Linked DNA regions of Homo sapiens: region 2 is linked to region 1. Evidence: chromatin loops called from intact Hi-C (ENCODE). Cell type or tissue: heart left ventricle. All regions are shown on one strand. Links, peaks and the distances in the headings refer to the core of each region. The heading gives the core; the rest is flanking DNA.

The links. A loop is a pair of places that touch in the nucleus more often than their neighbours do. Peaks named below come from ENCODE experiments on the same cell type or tissue, not always from the same donor. Only the 100,000 strongest peaks of a DNase experiment are listed, where the experiment ranks them.
Region 2: a loop joins it to region 1, with 5 times the contacts of the local background. A loop is called at or near these places in 7 of 110 quality-filtered maps.

What each region holds. Positions count from the first base shown.
Region 1 is chr15:82,551,468-82,562,119 of GRCh38, reverse strand. It overlaps CPEB1 (cytoplasmic polyadenylation element binding protein 1), which reads left to right. Exons shown (of 13, transcript NM_001365242.1): 5 at 4,134-4,360; 6 at 5,998-6,250; 7 at 8,129-8,242; 8 at 8,564-8,653; 9 at 9,504-9,640. Among named protein-coding and RNA genes, the nearest start is that of RPS17, 16 kb to the right of the region's middle. In heart left ventricle, for the core only: no CTCF peak of the experiment used is centred there; no DNase peak of the experiment used is centred there.
Region 2 is chr15:82,682,171-82,691,832 of GRCh38, reverse strand. AP3B2 (adaptor related protein complex 3 subunit beta 2) reads left to right here. Exons shown (of 27, transcript NM_001278512.2): 2 at 2,380-2,455; 3 at 2,601-2,675; 4 at 3,002-3,097. All of the region lies in intron 3 of CPEB1-AS1 (CPEB1 antisense RNA 1), which reads right to left. It also overlaps the pseudogene LOC100421235. Among named protein-coding and RNA genes, the nearest start is that of AP3B2, 23 kb to the left of the region's middle. In heart left ventricle, for the core only: no CTCF peak of the experiment used is centred there; no DNase peak of the experiment used is centred there.

The sequences.
Region 1 (10,652 bases), core at 1,492-9,491:
CCAGTCTCTGTCACTCATTAGCTGTTACTTTTACAAACTGACTGCCCCAAGTCTTGGTTTCCTTTTGTTAAGATGCAGTAGTAACAGCCACTTCTTAGGATTTGGTGAAGACTGTTTACCTAAAGTGCTTCTAACACAGTGTTTGACATGTGCTAGACGTTCAGTAAGTTGTTAGAAGCTTAACTGAACCTGGTCCAGATTGCGGAACAGATGAATGACCATGAACTGTGAGCACTTAACGAAGTAGAGTTCGTTAGTGACCAGCGTGGGTTTTCATGCCATTTTCTACTTAGGTTTATTGCCAGATTAGAGGATCACTACAGAGATAATTCCTAGCTTTGTACAGGAATTTGACAAAGCCTCAAGATACCTTTGTAGGCACAGTAGAGAACTTTCAAGTTAGCAGAGGTAGATGGGTTTGTGGCTGGTAAAACAGGTGTACCAACACAATAGTGAATACAAATGATGTGAATGAGGAAAGGGGTCTGTAGTGCTTACCATGTTGCTTTTTTGACTCTTTCCAAAATACCTTTTAAAAAAAACCTTGGGTGAGGACAGTTACCAGAGCCCATACTTGCCATCTTTGGTGTTTTCAGATACAAGCCTTTGGGGCAGCATCCCCTCTTGAGTATTTTTTCTGGCGTTCTGCTTTATGCTGTTTCTCCCTTGACAACTCTCAGAGCTCTCTGCTGTGCCACTTGAAACTCCCCTTTTCCAGGGTTAACAAACTGGCTTTCTTTTTTTTACTGGTGAATGCTCCCCCCATTTTCTGCTTTAGCTGAAGACTTTTCCTTTAAGATGCTGCTATGCCAAGTAGAGCCTACTCATTGTCCCAGGTCTCTGAAAATCTCATTGTTTAACTCCAGGCCCAGTTATCACCATCGGTCTTTTTAGTGTCCACATGAATGACTTATCTAATATTTCAGACTTCTCACATTCTAAGTCAGCCACCTCTACCATACTCTGGACCTTGCCATCCTCAGAGCTCTTAATCTTCAATGTCCCACCTCTTCGTGTTTATATTGTCTGCCACCCTCATTCCTCTTATAGCTATCAGCCTATTGAAATCACTGGTTTTCCATTTATTTGCTCCTAATCTATTGACTTTGTTCTGTCTTTAGCCTATAATGCACGACCCATTCTTCATTTCCTTTGTTGCTGTTATCATCAATTCTGTTGTCACATTTATTCCTTCATACCCCCTTGGGGGAACAAAATCATAGCTCTGTATGGCTTCAGTGTCCATCCAGGTATCTGAGCTCTGCTGGAGAAAATCCTTTAAGTCCAACTTAGTTTTCCTCTTTGCTGGACACTGGTTCCTACTGGTGCTTTTCCTTAGTTTCCCTGGTCAGCCTTCTTTGCTATCCACACAACAGCTCTGCAGATCTCCTTTTCCGTGTCTCTCAGTTACCCTTAAGATAAAATCAAGCTGGGTGCAGTGGCTCATGCCTGTAATCCTAGGAGTTTGTGAGGCTGAGGTAAGAGGATTGCTTGAGCTCAGGAGTTCGAGACCAGCCTGGGCAACATAGATGCTACCTCTACTAAAAATTTTTTTTAAATCAGCCAGATGTGGTAGATATCACATGCCTGTAGTCCCAGCTGTTCTAGAGGCTGAGGTGGGAAGATCGCTTGAGCCCAGGAAGATTGAGGTTGAAGTGAGCCACTGCACTCCAGCCTGGGCAACAGAACTAGGCCCTGTCTCAAAAAAAAAAAAAAAAACAAATGACAATAAGATAAAAACTATTTAACCTAGTGGTCAGAGTTCTTTGTGATTTGAATTGTTACCTCACTGTTCATCACCCTAACTTGTTTTTGTGAAATGTGGAAAAGGATGAGGCCCTCCAGGGCATTGGTACCACTTTTAAGACCAGTGCATGTGATCTGTTGATTTTTCACAGTGCCTCTTTGCCAGGCTTTGCAGCATTAGGGTGGAACCTTGAATAAAATCTTCACATATTCTGCCTTCTCAGGGCATGGACTCTACAGGCTTTGATTTTGGATTTCTATCAGGCAGGAGTTTGTCAAGGAACTTTTTTTTTTCAGAGTCTTGCTCTATCACCCAGGCTGGAGTGTAGTGGCGCAATCTCGGCTCACTGCAACCTCTGCCTCCTGGGTTCAAGCAATTCTTGTGCCTCAGCTTCCCGAGTAGCTGGGATTACAGGCGTGCACTTTCACGCCTGGCTAATTTTTGTATTTTCAGTAGAGACGGGGTTTCGCCATGTTAGGCAGGCTGGTTTCAAACTCCTGACCTCAGGTGATCTACCTGTCTCAACCTCCCAAAGTGCTGGGATTACAGGCGTGAGCCACCACACCCGACCAAAGGATTATTTGAGAAGTTTGTCAGGGATTATTTCTGATGGTTATCAATCCAAGCATTTTGAGACACTTAGTTTTAGCATACAGTTAAATTTTAGAGCTTTGAAAACTGCTTCAAAAGGCAATTTCAAAGTTAGGAATGTTTCCTTGAAAAACAAAATGCTAAACTAACTCCTTGCTGGATGTGCTGTGGCTCCACCCCACCCACATCCCACAACATACATACATATTAGACTGGCTAGATATAAAAAGATTGACCAAACCAGGTGTTGGCCAGGTTGTAGAGGGACTGAAACTCTCATCACTGCCGGTGGGAATGTAAAATGGTATATAGTTCCATCTACTTGGAAAACAGTATTATGACAGTCTCTTTAAAAATTAAAGCTATTTTTACTACAAAATAATAACTAGATAAATAGATATATCTACAGTTTCCCCTGTGTTAAATGTTAAGGATACACCTACCATGTCTTATCCAAAAGGGGAGGTCATATACCTAAAGGAGCGTGGGCTGGTCTGGTCCCATATTAACAGATGTTTGGGATCTTGTGTATATGTTCCATCAATGGCATGTGTGTCTCGTACCCTGAAAGCATGCATTGATTTTGATTTCAGTCTTGAGAGGTTTATTCCTGCTTCTTGGGACTCCAGCTCCAGACAAGCATTCAAACTGACTTAGAGGCCTGGGAGGAAACCAGCTCTGGGTGACCTGTGTTTCATTTCATTGCTAGTCAGGGCGGAAGTGGGGCCAATCACAGCCAGTTATTCAGCACTTACACATATGATTTTGGTTTTACCTCAGCCATTTTGAGGTGAATGTTCTCATTCTTCAGATGAAAAAAAAAAAAAACTTCAAATTAAGGCTTCTTTCCTAGATTTAGCACACCCATAGCTCCATGGCAAAGCCCTCTTATTCCTTATTCTCATAGATAGAGGGTGTGCTTTGCTTAGGTTCCCCAAGGCCAAGTGTGGAAAACGTTGCTCTTTTTTTGTTTCATATTTAAATATTTATTGTGTGCTGGGTGCTACTGTGCTGAGCTCTTTCCATCTGGTATCTAATTATTGAGCTGTCCTAACAATGTCATGAAATAGTTGATACTCCACCCTAAATGCCAGTGAGAAAACAGAGGGTCAGAGAAGCTAAGTGAGCTTCCCAGAGCTCACAGACATATACAAGAGGTGTCAGACACAGGGTTTAATCCTAAGTTTAAGTCAAAGAATGGGCTTAACCATGTCATTCTGCTTCCATCCTAAACATTTCAAGTTCAGGGGTACATTGAAGAGAATCTGTATATGCTAGAAGTTTGCATAAGTGAACCTCTCACATGAGGTGGTATGCTTATGCTATACCAGATTTCTGGGGTGTGGCCTGAAATTCTATATTATAGCATTAGAAAGGTGAGAATTCTTCTAATAAACAAATCGTCAGGCAGTAAAGATGAAGTATGGTTTGGGATTTCTAACTGTGCTGTAGGTGTATCCAGGCATTAATAGCAGCTGTGACCAGGGACCCCAGTGACAGTTTCCCAAGTACTGGCATTGACCTTTTAAGCCTGGGTAGTATAACCCAGCAGTTTTGCTGCTATTGTAACAGCAGGAACTCTGGTCTTCAGTCAGCTTGTAACTTCCTCTAACAAGGCCCTTGCGGCCAGGTCTCAGAGCTGGATATATATCTGTTCATTATATTGTGTTTTGCTGGCATGCTTTTAGTTGTCTTGCCTTTGGTATCTCTTGTTGGGTGGCTGTAGGAGAAGAAAGAGGCTGTTGGCTGCAAAGAAAACTAAGAGGTCATGAGGTTTCCTTTTTTGTCCTCCTAGTACTGAGCATGCTCCATAACCCACTGGGAAATGTCCTAGGAAAACCCCCCTTGAGCTTCCTGCCTCTGGATCCCCTTGGGTCTGACTTGGTGGACAAGTTTCCAGCACCCTCAGTTAGAGGATCACGCCTGGACACCCGGCCCATCCTGGACTCTCGATCTAGCAGCCCCTCTGACTCAGACACCAGTGGCTTCAGCTCTGGATCAGATCATCTCTCAGATTTGATTGTATGTAACTCATTTGGGAAAGGGGAGTTGTGGGTGGAGTTGCCTGTGTGTGTCCAAGGGGAAGGAGGGTACAATATCTATGGGATGCCTGTCCCCTGGAATGCAGGCTGGGAGATGGGATGAGGGGAGGAGTGGAGATTATTGTGGACATTTGTAGAGTTCTCATCCTTAACAGGATAGAGGATGCTTTGAAGACCCATTGAGCAATACATTGCAGGACCTGAGCTCAGGACTCTCATTTTACTAGCTACTCCAAGAGTACTGGAAAACACTTAATTTCAAAAGTAAACGTGAGGGCCCTGGCAGTGTTCTGTTTCTTTACCTACACGGGGTGCTTTCTTTAGCCCTTAAACAGTGTCATTTATGTACTTTGATGTATGATATCTCACAATTAAGTAATAACGTAAAAAATTTTTAAGTAGTAATTAGCAGAGATAGGATTTTAATCCAGATCTGACTGTAGCTCCTGTATTTTTTCCACTGACCCGTGTCAGCTTTCAATTCATGCCATGATGAATCTATGAAACATTGCCTCAGTTAATTTTTGCATTTCACGTTCCTTATCTACAGCCATGTATGATGCGTGTGGTCTTCATGCTAAGTGGAGTTGGCAAATGAATTAGAATAGGTAGGGGATATTATAGATAGATTAGTACAGATAATATAGATAGGGGATAGTAGAAGTAAATACAGGTGGGATTGGCAGTGAGAAATTACCCCAAAATAAGAATACAGTTTCAGATGCCTTATAAGCATTTTTGTTGCCAAATCTCCCGAGCTGAATGTGCAGTGAATAGAATTACTTATTTTACCACCTTCTTCTCTTCCCCATACCCAGGACTGGCAACTTTGGTTGTGATCGCCTGTCAGCCTGTCCTAGAATATGGAAGTTGGCGATGGTGTTCTCACTGACCATTGGTTTTATCTGTTAAGGCTGCATTTCTAAAAGGGCAGTCACATGCGGGTCTCTTTGCTTCTCTGGGCTGCAGTTACCTCTTCTGTAAAATGGGGTCAGATACAGTGCTGGTAGTTCTGTCTATATTACTTAGATTGGACTCAGTCTTGGAAATTTATCTCATGACTGATTAATATTTGGGGATTTTAAAATATTCTGTCAACGAGTTATTTTGATAATGTATCATTTCACACACGTAAATTAGAATTTAAAGGTTTGACACAGCTTATGGTGTTCTGATACATTTATGATACAATGCAGAGCTCTCATAGATAGCATTTTTGGCATTCGGCTTTCTAGGAATCTGACCAAAGAAAACACAAAATATGAAGAAGCTACATCTTAATTTTTATTTATGGTTCTGAAAACTTGGAAAGTATATATATAACAGGAAGAGTATGGGTCAGTGAGATGTACCTTGTTCCCTAAATAGAATATGATAAATGCATTTTAAATGGTTATAAAGACTGGCAATATGGAAAAGTTGAATGAGGAGAGAAGGAGCATTTGTTTAAATTATAGTATAACTAGAACTAATCAAAATTGCTCAGGAAGAAAGTCTAAAAGAATATATATCAAATGCTAAATGTCTATTGGATGTTTTTAATAATTTCTATAATGTGATTATTACTTTATAACAAAACTAGCCTTTAAAACCCTGTCTTCCTTTTTCCTCCCCTAGTCAAGCCTTCGCATTTCTCCACCTCTGCCCTTCCTGTCTCTGTCAGGGGGTGGTCCCAGAGACCCTTTAAAGATGGGGGTAGGGTCTCGGATGGACCAAGAGCAAGCTGCTCTTGCTGCAGTCACTCCCTCCCCAACCAGTGCTTCAAAGAGATGGCCAGGAGCTTCTGTGTGGCCATCCTGGGACCTCCTCGAAGCTCCCAAAGACCCCTTCAGCATAGAGAGAGAGGCCAGGCTGCACCGACAAGCTGCAGGTGAGTGTGCCTTGAGCATGTGTGAGGCCTGAGGCCTCATTTTGGGAGCAGAGAGGAAGTGACCTTAGTTCACACACTTGTGAACTGTCTAGAGGAGGCTTGGTTGCATGGTGAAGTCTCCAGATCTGCAAAGAATTATCTTTCTGTGGAGTAAATACTAATGGGAACAGACTCAGGAACTTCTTGAGGCTGAGTGGAGAGGAAAGAGGCAGGTTATCTGGCACATGCATGTGCCACAGCACAAGGAGCTGGCTCCATCTCTCACTTGTGCCGTTCCGTGGAGACTGGCTGTGTGCTGCTCTTGCTTTTACTTTTTCCACGGGTGGATGTCCTCAAGAGAAACTCTGGAAGGGATATCCAGAATTTTGTCTACCCTCTCCACATTCTAATTCAAAGACCATCAGACACAACTCATGCTGGAGCTTTCTTCCCTGAGGCTTTCTGATTGGTATAGTCAGGGATGCACTGGGGAAGGAGGGGTCCATTTGTCAACCTCTAAAGTGAGGAGTGTCACCAGATGTCCTGGTCTCTTAGGAATCCTTAAGGTTCTGACATTTAAATTTAATCTTAGGCTGGCCTGGGTGGCTCAGCACTTAAGCAGAGGCAGCAGGATGGCTTGAGCCGAGGAGTTGCCCAGCCTGGGAAACATAGCAAGACCCCATCTCTATATATTTTAAAAGGTTTAAAAAATAAATTATCCTAAATATGTATTAAATGTGTTTTTCATCTTTGTCTAGTACTGCTTCAGGGAGATATTCATTAACCACTGGCTCTTCAGAGGTCCTGAATTTGATGACTAAGTTAGTGTTAGTTTCTGCATTCCATTTGTTTCCATAGGCTTCAGTGTGTCTGTTTGCTCACAGAGTTGGGCTGGATCTCATTCTCCTCTGATAGTGCTGTGCCCTGTTCACCTAATGATTTTGGCAACCCATCTTTGTACTTTCTCTGGTGCCATTGTTTTCCTGTGAAATGACATTACCATGCTTTTGGATGAGACCATTATATTCTGTTTTTGTCGTAAAAGATTGCTGACATTGCCCAGTTTCTTGCTGTAGCAACACGTTGGGCCTATTCCTTTTAGGAAATATCCTTCCACATCTTTGTCCTGAATGAAAATGATAGTTCCTTTCATTGGCTGTCTGCCTCTTTGCTGAAAGAGGAGGGTGAAATAAATGGGCAAGAACTAGCTAGTCCTCACTAAGGTCAGTCTCTGATTTGGAAAGGTACAAACAGTGGGGACAGGATTGAAGACTGATTCATTACGTTACCATGCTGGCATCAAGGAAGGCCCATTGTCTATTTGGGTGCTATAAAGATGAGTCTGGCTTGGAACAGTTGTGACATTCTTGTCTTACTGGGTTGCCAGTGCTGGTTTTTATTGGCAGTGTCCTAACTTCTGTGATTCATGAGTTCAGAGCCAAGACAAGGAAACAGAATAGAATGTTTCTCATTTGAACATTGGGGAGAAGGCCCATTTGTACCAGTAAGCCTGCAAGATGTTGTATTGCTATGTTTATTTTCAAGTAATTATGAATTAGTACTGTAAGCAATAACAGGATAAAACTGCTTTGTGGTTAGCATATTAGTTGAATGTTTGAAAATAACATGGGGTGTAAATTTTTACCCTACACATCTGGTTTGGTATTCCTTTCAATTTTAGTGGGGACAGAATTAGCAAAGTAGGATTATCATACTTGACTGAGTGGATTGGTGAGACATAGATTTCTTGCTTTTCAGAATAATCATGGATATTCTCTCAGGCATCTGGGCAAGGATTGTGGCCAGTCAGGTTCTTACTGGACAAGTTCACCCCAGGGAAGAGTGTGGCTTTGTTGATTCTCTAACCTCCCCTGTTTATCTCTTTGCCATCTACCAAAGCTGTGAATGAAGCCACCTGTACCTGGAGTGGCCAGCTTCCTCCCCGGAACTATAAGAACCCCATCTACTCTTGCAAGGTGTTTCTAGGAGGTGTTCCTTGGGATATTACAGAAGGTGAGCTGTCTCTAAGACCTGCTTTAAGAGTTGAAGGGTGGGGCATGTCTTTCAGGAGCATGAAACTTGGAATTGAGGCCAGGGGCTGAATGCCCTGCCTGAGCTCAGGGTATTACATGAGTGTCTGAGGGGAGAGGTGCATTTCATAGACCCCCATAGTGCTCCTTATGTCGGGAGCTTACACCGGAGATCAGCATTCGTTTCTGAGTTGTTTGTCAGTGGGGATGAGCCAGGGAGGAGAATGCTGGTGATTCTGTGTTTGTGTCTTTACTGGGAAAGATGGTTCCTCAGCTTCTGCCATTCTTTTCTGTCTCTTTGCAGCTGGATTAGTTAACACCTTCCGTGTTTTTGGCTCTTTGAGTGTGGAGTGGCCTGGTAAGGATGGCAAGCATCCCCGGTGTCCTCCCAAAGGTAATATGCCTAAAGGTAATAAAGACATGGTAGGAGCTTTTTTTTCCCTTCCCTAGTACATAACTGCACCTAGGGGTGCTGGGATGTCACAGCTGCATGTTGGTAACATGGTGGGCACTCCAGGGCACAGACCTGCCATCTGTCAGCACTTTCTCTTCAACCTAACATGTCCCTCTGTTTCTTCTGAGCTAATGTTCCATCTGTCCAGACTTACACAGCAGTGGGAGTTGCCTCTGAAACCCCTTCCTTGTACACTTCTCTCTAAACCTGAACCCAAGCAGCACCTTTCCTCTCAAAATAAGGCGTTTGAAAAGCTTTCCCTTGCCTGCCTGTCCTGCCCAGTTACGTTGTTGCCTGACCTAATTCTGAAGTCCCTTTGGAGTTGGCAGGAATGAGGACCAAGCATCTGATTCCTCACTGGTCTGAAATGAGATCCCTTCCCTGTAGAAAGGAGCAGGTGCTATTTTCACCCTGCCCCATCTTCATTGAACTGAACTAATGGTTTAAGTAGGTGTTTAAAGCAATACCTGCCATCTTTCCTGCCACCAGGAAAGCCTGGCTCTGCTGACCTGAACATGCTCTGTGTTCTTGCATAGAGAGCTGTGGTAATGGTGGGATCCTCTGTCTCAGCTTGCCAGTCCTTTCCTTCACCAGGGTGGGAGGGAGGCCCACAACCCAGGGCATCTGCATAGCAAATGCTTCCACTCAACACGACTTTTCAGGAGTAAAACAAAAATGTATCTTATACACAAGACCTTCTTTCTTGGAAGAAACGCCCTGCTGCAAAGCCAAGGCTGAGGAGTGGCCACCTAAGGGATATTAATGCGATTTTTCCTCTCATTGGGAATAGGGTATGTGTATCTGGTCTTCGAACTAGAGAAGTCTGTCCGATCCTTGCTTCAGGCTTGCTCTCATGACCCGCTGAGCCCAGATGGCCTGAGTGAATATTATTTCAAGATGTCCAGCCGAAGGATGCGCTGCAAGGAGGTGAGTTAGCGTGATGTCCTTTCTGGATCGAGGGTCTTGGAATATTGAGGCACTGGATTTTCTTGTGGTAGGTGGATAGGCAGGCTGCAGGCAAGGAGTATTCCTGCTGAGGCAAGAAGGCTCTTCTTGTCCCACAATAAAATAGCAGTATCCTCTCAATTACATTAAAAAAAAAAAAAAGCAACCTTTGGGACTTAATGGGGTGTGTGCATGCACACATGCGCATGCCTGCCCATGGTAATCAAACTGTCTGCCCGTCTTTATTCTGCTCTTCTTTCTTGTAGCCAACACTTTGGTTTCAAACCTCTTGTCTTAGAAATGAAATTGAGAACAGCAAACTTCTCTACTTGGACTTAACTGATAAACCTACAGCTGTTTTTCCCTGGTCCTGCCCTTCCTGTGCCTTGTGACCTCCCAGTCTGTGGGGGTGAATTCCTCTTTAGCCCACACCCACCTGTGGGTCACTTCTTCATTCTTATTCAGGGCTTTATTTAGTTTTGTGGGTTTTCCCCATAAGATTCTCTCTTCCTACGCTTTTTCTAATATCAGCCTTATGTATCCTTGGCAGCATGGGTCTCTAACGAGTTTATCTCACCTGGGGATCTCATTGCACATTCTTGGGCCTTATCCCAGACTTACTGAATCACTCTGGGTGGAATTTAGGAATCTCCAACTGAATAAAGATCCCCAGGTGGTTCTAGTGGGTAGTGTTTGAGAACCACTTGTCAAAGCAAGTTTTGAGCTCAGGAATCAGTGCGGTGGTAAAATCGGATTTGAGAGCACACAACTTTTGTGACATTGGACTAGATATTTAATATCTCTGAAACTTTGTTTCCTCTTCTCTTCTATAAGATGGGAAACTAAAATGCCTATTTTAGTAAAAAAGATCAGTGGTTGCCAGGGGTTTAGCAGGAAGGGATGAAGAGACATAGCACAGAGGATTTTTAGGGCAGTGAAACTATTCTGTATATGGTGGATACATGTCATTATACTTTGGTCCAAACCCATAGAA
Region 2 (9,662 bases), core at 398-8,397, 130 kb before region 1:
GAAGCACCAGCTATGGCTACTCACAGTCTCGGTTTGGGTCAAGGGGCCGTGACTCTCCATACTAAAGCCGGGGTTCCCCACACCACTTCTCTCCTTTCAGGCCCTACTGAGACAGGTGATGGGAATTTTTTCTTTATTTTTTAGGTTAACTGAGCTGCTTTGTGCTCAGAATCTGCATTCCAGATTGAGGATTTAGCGTCTTAGGAAATTATTTTAATTTTTTTTTTTTAAAGAAGAAAAAAAAACTACATACTTTCTACCAGGGCCATATTAGCAGTGAAACATTTTAAACTGCAGAAATTGTGGTTTTGGTTCAGAAACAAGTTGTATATTTTTCACTCCTGAATATGGGTAAAAAATCAGTTCCGTCTTTGTGGGTTGCTCTGCTATGGAGATCAACAGTTACTGTGACTGAGTTGGCCCATTCTGCTTAAAAATATGTTTTAAACGTTTAAGAAAAATGCTCATCATCACTGGCCATCAGAGAAATGCAAATCAAAACCACAATGAGGTACCATCTCACACCAGTTAGAATGGCAATCATTAAAAGTCAGGAAACAACAGGTGCTGGAGAGGATGTGGAGAAATAGAAACATTTTTACACTGTTGGTGGGAGTGTAAACTAGTTCACCCATTGTGGAAGACAGTGTGGCGATTCCTCAAGGATCTAGAACTAGAAATACCATTTGACCCAGTGATCCCGTTATTGGGTATATACCCAAAGGATTGTAAATCATTCTACTATAAAGACACATGCACACGTATGTTTATTGCAGCACTGTTCACAATAGCAAAGACTTGGAACCAACCCAAATGTCCATCAGTGATAGACTGGATTAAGAACATGTGGCATGGCTGGGTGCGGTGGCTCATGCCTGTAATCCCAGCGTGGCTCATGCCTGTAATCCCAGCACTTTGGGAGGCCAAGACGGGTAGATCACGAGGTCAGGAGATCGAGACCATCCTGGCTAACACGGTGAAACCCCGTCTCTACTAAAAATACAAACAATTAGCTGGGCGTGGTGGTGGCGGGTACCTGTAGTCCCAGCTACTCGGTAGGCTGAGGCAGGAGAATGGCATGAACCCAGGAGGTGGAGCTTGCAGTGAGCCGAGATTGCGCCACTGCACTCCAGCCTGGGCGACAGAGCGAGACTCCATCTCACAAAAAAAAAAAAAAAAAAAAAAAAAAAGAAGAAGAAAATGTGGCACATATACACCATGGAATACTATGCAACCATAAAAAAGGATGAGTTCGTGTCCTTTGTAGGGACATGGATGAAGCTGGAAACCATCATTCTGAGCAAACTACTGCAAGGACAGAAAACCAAACACTGCAGGTTCTCACTCATAGGTGGGAATTGAACAATGAGAACACTTGAACACGGGGTGGGGAACATCACACACTGGGGCCTGTTGTGGCGTTGGGGGAGGAGGGAGGGATAGCATTAGGAGGAATACCTAATGTAAATGACGAATTAATGGGTGCAGCACACCAACATGGCACATGTATACATATGTAACAAAGCTGCACGTTGTGCACATGTACCCTAGAACTTAAAAGTATAATTAAAAAAAAAAAGTTTAGTAATTGAAAAAAAAAAGTACAACAATTGGGTTGGTTGGAACAGCAGAAATGAATTGTCTCACAGCTCTGGAGGCCAAAAGTCTGAACTCAAGGTGTCGGCAGGACCATGCTCCCTCTGAAACCCATAGGGAAATCCTTCTTTGCCCCTTCTAGCTTCTGGTTGTTTGCTGGCAGTCTCTGGCATTCCCTGGCTTGTAGACGCATCTTTCCAATCGTCTGCCTTCACATGGTAGTCTCCCTGTGTCTGTCTCTTTAAGTGGCTGTCTTTTGTTTTTTGTGTTTTTTTAATTTCAATTTAATCTATTTTTTGTAGACACATTGTTTCACCATGTTGCCAGGCTGGTCTCGAACTCCAGGGCTCAAGTGATCCTCCCGTCTCAGCTTCCCAAAGTGCTGGGATTACAGGCGTGAGCCGCCACACCCAGCCCACATGGCTGTCTTCTTATGGGAAACCAGACATGGGATTAGAGACCCACTCTATTAGAGTAGGATTGCATTTAACTAATTACATCTGCAACAACTCTATTTCCAAATAAGGTTACATTCTGAGGTACTAGGGGTTAAGACTTAAATATATCCTTTTTAGGAAGGACACAGTTCAACCCACAATATTAGCTGGCCACATGTTTCCCCTGATCTGTACTTTACTTGTTCCCCCTGGCTCTGGTCCCTCCTCGGGTCAGGTCCTGCCTGAGCCTCCCCTGGCCATGTCCCTTCTTTGTGCCTGGACCCTCCTGATTAATACCCCATCCCCACCCTTGTGCCCTCAGCTGACTTCTTGTACCTCCCACCAGGCATGATGACCTGAAGGAGATGCTGGACACCAACAAGGATTCTCTCAAGCTGGAGGCCATGAAGAGGATTGTGGCGGTAAGAGGGGAAGGAGGAGGCCTCCCTCCGGGCGGGGCCTGGGTGGCCAAGAGCAGCTCTCCTTAGCTCCTTGTAGACCTTCCCTCTAGTTAGTGCTGTGCCTCTCGCTTTGTCCCTCTTCCCCTACCTTGACCCCACCACCCAGATGATTGCCCGAGGAAAGAATGCTTCAGACCTGTTTCCCGCGGTGGTGAAGAACGTGGCCTGTAAGAACATAGAGGTGAGCACTACCTGGTGAGGGATTGCTTGTCCCCACCTCCCCCAGGACCACACTCAAGCTTGGGGTGAGGAAGGAAATGATTTAGCCCCTGGGGGCCCGACCTGCTGAGAAATGTCTCTGAGCCAGGAGAAGACACTGTCTCCATGTCCCTGAACTGGATGTGGATCAAGGTAAAGGACCCGGATACACTCAGGGGTGCTCTCCCCCACTGGGAGAGTTTGTCCCCATGGACCGCAGCTGGCTGGGGAGATGACATCCCAGGGGTAGGGGGGTGGGCACAGGTGCCTGCTGAGAAGCGTTCTGCTGAGAAACGTGCTCTCCCCAAGGTGAAGAAGCTTGTCTATGTGTACCTGGTACGCTACGCTGAGGAGCAGCAAGACCTGGCCCTGCTGTCCATCTCCACCTTCCAACGTGGCCTAAAGGTCAGGGGTCTCAGTTTGCCTCCCAGGGCCTGGGCCTCGTTGGCGCTGTATCGGAGGAGTAGGCCTGGGGAGAGGCCATGAGCATGGGAGCGGGCTCTGCAGACCCCTTCCTACCTGCCTAAAATTGGGAGGGTCACAGTCAGAAGAGGCCAGCCAGACCCTCAGAGAGTGGAAGCTGGGCTCAGAAGGGGCGTAAGAGATGAAGTGGGTACCCAGGGCCCCTGTCTCTCTTCCCAGGAGCCTGTGGTAATGGCTGCTTCTAGTATGAACCACTTGAGCCCCCGGAGAGTGGAGAGTCTCTAGCAATGGAGAACCCCTCAACCCTCACCCCCCTTTGTGTAAAGGTGTGAATTGTGGTCCACAGCCAGGTAGATTTCAACCTTTAGCAGTGGCCTGAATCCCCCACACCATTCTCACCTTTTGTTTCATTTTGCCCAAGGCCTCTAGTTGGATTTACATATGTTAGGTGCATGTATAAGTCTCCCCCCTAAGGGCTTTTCTGGTTAGTCTAAGACATCTTGAGGGTAAAGACAGCCATTTCAAGGCCATTCTCTCCATATTGGATTTTTCAGCTCTGATTACAACCATTAACTCCTCTATTTTTGCATACCTTTATTTATTTATTTATTTATGAGACAGGTTCTCACTGTGTTGCCCAGGCTGGAGTGCAGTGGTGCAATCATGGCTCACTGGAGCCTCGACTTCCCTGAGCTCAGGTGATTCTCCCACCTCTGTCTCCTGAGTAGCTGCGACTACTCAGCCTGCATCACCATGCTCGGCTAATTTTTTTGTAGTTTTTGTAGAGATGGGGTTTCACCCTGTTGCCTATGCTGGTCTTGGACTCCTGGGCTCAAGTGGCCTCAGCTTCCCAAAGTGCTGGGATTACAGGGATGAGCTAATACTCCTAGCCTGGATACTTTTAGTTCAAATTTCTGTGAGAGAGATTGTGAAAGGTCCAGCTCATCTTTTCATATCCAGAAGTTCTGTAGGTTGCTGGGTAGACAGGATTGCTGCTCAAATCCAGGGCCCACCCCTTGTCCAATCTGCTATGGCCAGCAAGAGGGGTTGACAGTCGGCTTCTTTGGGGTGAGAGTAGAAAGCATGGTCACTTGAATATACAATTCATTCATTTAGTAAATACTTGGGTGTCTCTATGCCACACATTGTGCTAGATTTCTTTTTATAAGTCAAAACCATGGAATCCGTCTTAGATTGGCAAGTAATCTTTTGGTTTGAGTAAGGGTTAAGTATAAAAACTAATCTGAAATTGTTGTACAGATTTTCACCTATAGTCTCTACCAACTGACCCTGTCCCCCTTTTAGAAAACCAGAGCTCATTTAGTTCAACTCAATGTGATAATTTCTTTCTGCAAAGTGCCAAATAGTATTTTAGGTTTTGTAGGCCTTATAGTCTCAACTATGCAACTACTCAATTTTGCCCTTATGGTGCAAATGCAGCCATTGACAAGTGGGCGTGGCCGTGTTCCAATAAATCTATATAAAAAACAGGCAATAGACAGATTTTATCCAAGGGCTGTAGCATGCCAGCCTTTGCTCTAGAACATGTCTAACAGGTCATCTTTTCTGATAGGGACCTCACTCCTTCATAAGGCAACTTGCTCCATCTCAAGACAACTACCACTATTTGGGGTGTTTTTTAAACCATTCTCTTTTGTTGAAACCTCCACAACTATAATTTTTAAAAATTGATTTCAGGCTGGGTGTGGTGGCTCATGCCTGTAATCCCAGCACTTTGGGAGGCCGAAGCAGGCAAATCACAAGGTCAGGAGTTCAAGACCAGCCTGGCCAACATGGTGAAACTCCATCTCTACTAAAAATACAAAAAATTAGCTTGGCATGGTGGCGGGTGCCCATAATCCCAGCTACTCAGGAGGCTGACGCAGGAGAATGGCTTGAACCCGGGAGGCAGAGGTTGCAATGAGCCGAGAACGTGCCACTGCAGTCCAGCCCAGGCGACAGTGTGAGATCCATCTCAAAAAAAAAAAAAATTGATTTCAGGCTGTACTGCATTATGACTGCACCTGTGAATAGCCACTGTACTCCAGCCTGGGCAACATAGGGAGACCCTGTATCTAAAAAATAAAATAAAATTTACTACAGGTTCACAAAAGGCATAAAGAATAATATAATGAATATCCATAAGAAATGACACATTTCTCAAATAGCCAAAGCCTCCTATATATCTTCTCTTGTTTATCATTCATAGGTATGTATTTATTCCTGTGCTAGTAATTTGCATATTGTTAAGCAATATAAAATGTTTTGTAAATGGTGTCATCGTACTACATATGTATTCCTTTAAAACTTGTTTTCTTTTTTGTTGTCACTGGCTTTTGGTCTCTCCTGCATGTTGGAACCAATCATTTCAATCCAGCCTTCTCCCTTCTTTCAATCCTAGCCCAGGCTAGGGCCGTGTTCACTTTCTTAGGAGATCCCTCATGGAATCAAACCTCTGACTGGCAAGCAGATAATCCAGGTCTCCCTACATCCTGTCTTTGTACAGTTGGTCCCTTGAACCCCCTATGAAACCCTACTCTATTTCATTTTATCAGTTTAGCACAGGGTCCAAACCAGGGTGATTCTGAATCTTAATTATGTCCCTCCTGATTTTGTGTCTTCTTTCAAGATACTGATAAGCTATTTGGACCAGGGCAAAAGACTGAGGCATAGCATGTTTCCAGGTTGACACTGATCTGTTAATAAACCTTCTCCAAGTATATTTCACCACGTTGTAGACCCACCTGACTGTACAGACAGCTGGCATTTTTCTATCTTGTTAGGAAGGATCTTATTCAATAGCAATAAATAAATAAATAAATAACACCTTTCATGTGCAAAGGGTTGTGGGTGACACAGAGATAAAACAGATGTGAATTCTGCTCTTAAAAATGCTTGGCTATTAGGTGAAACAAAAGGCCTACCTAAAAAATAGCAATGCAGGAAATGCTATGAGACTTCCACAAACATATCACTGAAATCAAGATACTAATATCCACCGGCCTAGTTACCCCATCAAAAAGGAAAACACATTTTTTTTGATAACTTTCTGTGAATCTATAATCATTTCCCAAATAAAATGCTCACACACAAAAAAGGAAAACAGGTTTAAGCAGATGATGTGACTATTTGTCTCTAAGAAAACAGAGACTCCTTCCTTTTCAATAAATGTTTCTAACCCATCTGTTTAAAAGTCAATTCCAGAATTTTGTCAGGAATTAGCATCAATTTTACCTGCAATTGTGAGGATCTTGTCTTGTCTTTTTCCATTTCAGAAAGTCAGGGTAATATCTACCCTTCTTTAGTGTTCTATTCCCGTCATTCTCTAAGAGTAATAGTACAGGCACACCTCATTGTATTGCACTTTGCAGATATTGCCAGATATTGCACTTTTTACAAATTGAGGGTTTGTGGCAACCCTACATCAATCAAGTCTATCAGTGCCATTTTTCCAACAGTATGTGCTCACATTGTGCCTCTGTCACATTCTGGTAATTCTCACAATATTCCAAACTTTTTAATGATTATTATATGTTATGGTGATCAGTGATCTTTGATGTTACTATTGTAATTGTTTTGGGGTGCCACAAACCATGCTCAGACATGAAAGTGAAATTAATCAATAAATGTTGTGTGTGTTCTGACTGTTCCCCCATCTCCTTCACCTTGGGCCTCTTCATTCCCTGAGACACAACAATATTGAAATTAGATCAATTAATAACCCTACAATGGCCTCTAAGTGTTCAAGTGAAAGGAGGAACCACACATCTCTCACTTTAAATCAAAAGCTAGAAATGGTTAGGCTTAGTGAGGAAGGTATGTTAAAAGCTGTGATAGGCTGAAAGCTAGGCCACTTGCTCCAAACATTTAGCCAAGTTGTGAATGCAAAGTAAAAGTTCTTGAAGGAAATTAAAAGTGCTACTCCAGGCTGGGCGTGGTGGCTCACACCTGTAATCCCAGCACTTTGGGAGGCCGAGGCAGGAGGATCACTTGAGACCAGGGGTTCAAGACCGTCTCTATAAAAAATTTTTTTAAGTTAGCCTGATGTGGTGGTACGCACCTGTAGTCTTAGCTACTTGGGAGGCTGAGGTGGGAGGATCACTTGAACCCAGAAGTTTGAGGTGCTTCTCCAGTAAACACATGAATGATAAAGAAAGCAAGACAGGATTATTGCTGATATAGGAAAATTTAAGTGGTCTGGATAGACGATCAAACCAGCTACCACATTCCCTTAAGCCAAAGCCTAATTCATAGGCAGGTCTTAAATCTCTCCAATTCTATGATGGCTGAGAGAGGTGAGGAAGCTACAGAAGAAAAGACGGAAGCTAGTGGAGGTTGGTTCATGAAGTTTAAGTACAGAAGCCATCTCCATAACAAAAAAATGCAAGGTGAAGCAAAAGTGCTGATGGAGAAGCTGCAGCAAGTTGTCCAGAAGATCTAGCTAAGATCATTGATAGATGTGACTATGTTCAACAAGAGATGCTCAATGTAAATGAAACAGCCTCTTACTGGAAGAAGATGCCATCTAGCACTTTCCTACCTAGAGAGAAGTCAATGCCTGGCTTTAAAAAACAGGCTGGCTCTTGTTAGGGGCCAATGCAGCTAGTGACTTTAAGTTGAGGCCAGTGCTCAATGACCATTCTGAAAATCCTGGGGTCCTTAAGAATTATGGCAGATCTCCTCTGCCTGTGCTCTATAAATGGAACAACAGTGCCATGACAGCACATCTGTTTGCAGTTATGGTTTACTGAATTTTTTAAGCCCACTGTTGATACCTACCGCTTAAAGATTCCTTTCATAATATTACTGCTCATTGACAATGCATTTGTTCACTCAAGAGCTCTGATGGAGAGGTACAAGGAGATTAATGATTTCATGCCTGCTAACACAAAATCAGTTCTGCAGCCTATGGATCAATGAGTAATTTTGACTTTTAAGTCTTATTATTTAAGAAATACATCTCGTAAGGCTAGAGCTGCCATAGATAGTGATTCCTCTCATGGATCTGGACAAAGTAAATTGAAAACCTTCTGGAAAGGTTTATAGAAACCTTCTGGAAAGGTTTACCATTATAGATGCCATTAGGAACATTCATGATTCATGGGAGGAGGTCAAAATATTAACATTAACAGGAGTTTGGAAGAAGTTGATTCTAAACTCCATGGATGACTTTGAGGGGTTCACTACTTCAGTGGAGGAAGTAACTACATATGTGGTGGAATTCTACCTAGAAGTAGAAGTAGAATTAAAAGTGGAGCCTGAAGATGTGACTGAATTGCTGCAATCTCATGATAAAACTTGAATGGATGAGGACTTGCTTCTTATGAGTGAACAAAGAAAGTCCTTTCTTAAAATGGAATCTGCCGGGTGCAGTGGCTCACGCCTGTAATCCCAGCATTTTGGGTGGCCGAGGTGGGTGGATCACGAGGTCAGGAGATCGAGACCATCCTGGCTAACACAGTGAAACCCCGTCTCTACTAAAAACAGAAAAATTAGCCAGGCATGGTGGCGGGCACCTGTAGTCCCAGCTACTCGGGAGGCTGAGGCAGGAGAATGGCGTGAACCTGGGAGGTGGAGCTTGCAGTGACCCGAGATCTCGCCACTGCATTCCAGCCTGGGCGACAGAGCGAGACTCCGTTACAAAAAAAAAAAAAAAAAAAAAAAAAAAAACTCCTGGTGCAGATGCTGTGAACATTGTTGAAATGACAACAAAGGATTTAGAATATTACATAAACTTAGTTGATAAAGCAGAGGCAGAGTTTAAGAGGACTGACTTCAATTTTTTTTTTTTTTGTAGAGACTGGGGTCTCCCTATGTTGCCCAGGCTGGTCTTGAACTCCTAGGCTCAAGCAATCCTCCTACCTCAGCCTCCCAAAGTGTTGGGATTACAGGCACAAGCCATCACGCCCAGCCTACATTGTTTTTTTAAAGACATAATGCTATTGCATGCTTAGTAGACTACAGTATATTGTAAACATAACTTTTTTTTTTTTTTTGGAGATAGGATCTCACTCTGTTGCTCAGTCTGGAGTGCAGTGGCATGAACATATGTAGCTCACTTCAGCCTCCAACTCCCTGGGCTCAAGTGATTCTCCCACTTCAGCTTCCCAAGCAGCTGTAACTATAAGCATAACTTGTATGCACCAGGAAACAAAAAATTTATGTGACTCGTTTTAGTGCGATATTTGCTTTATTGTTGAGGTCTAGAATCAAACCCACAATATCTCCGAGGTATGCCTGTAATATATAGCTGCTGCTGCTGATAGTGGGAAGACAGTCCTAAGCCCCATGATCACAATACAGTGTAAGGAATGCTTTTATACGTTCTGTATAGGATGCAGTAGGAATAAAGAAGAAGGGCTTGGGGCCGGGCGTGGTGGCTCACGTCTGTAATCCCAGTACTTTGGGAGGCCGAGGTGGGCGGATCACTTGCGGCCAGGAGTTCGAGACCAGCCTGGCCAACACGGCGAAACCTAATCTCTACTAAAAATACAAAAAATTAGCTGGGTGTGGTGGTGCGCGCCTGTAGTCCCAGCTACTTGGGAGG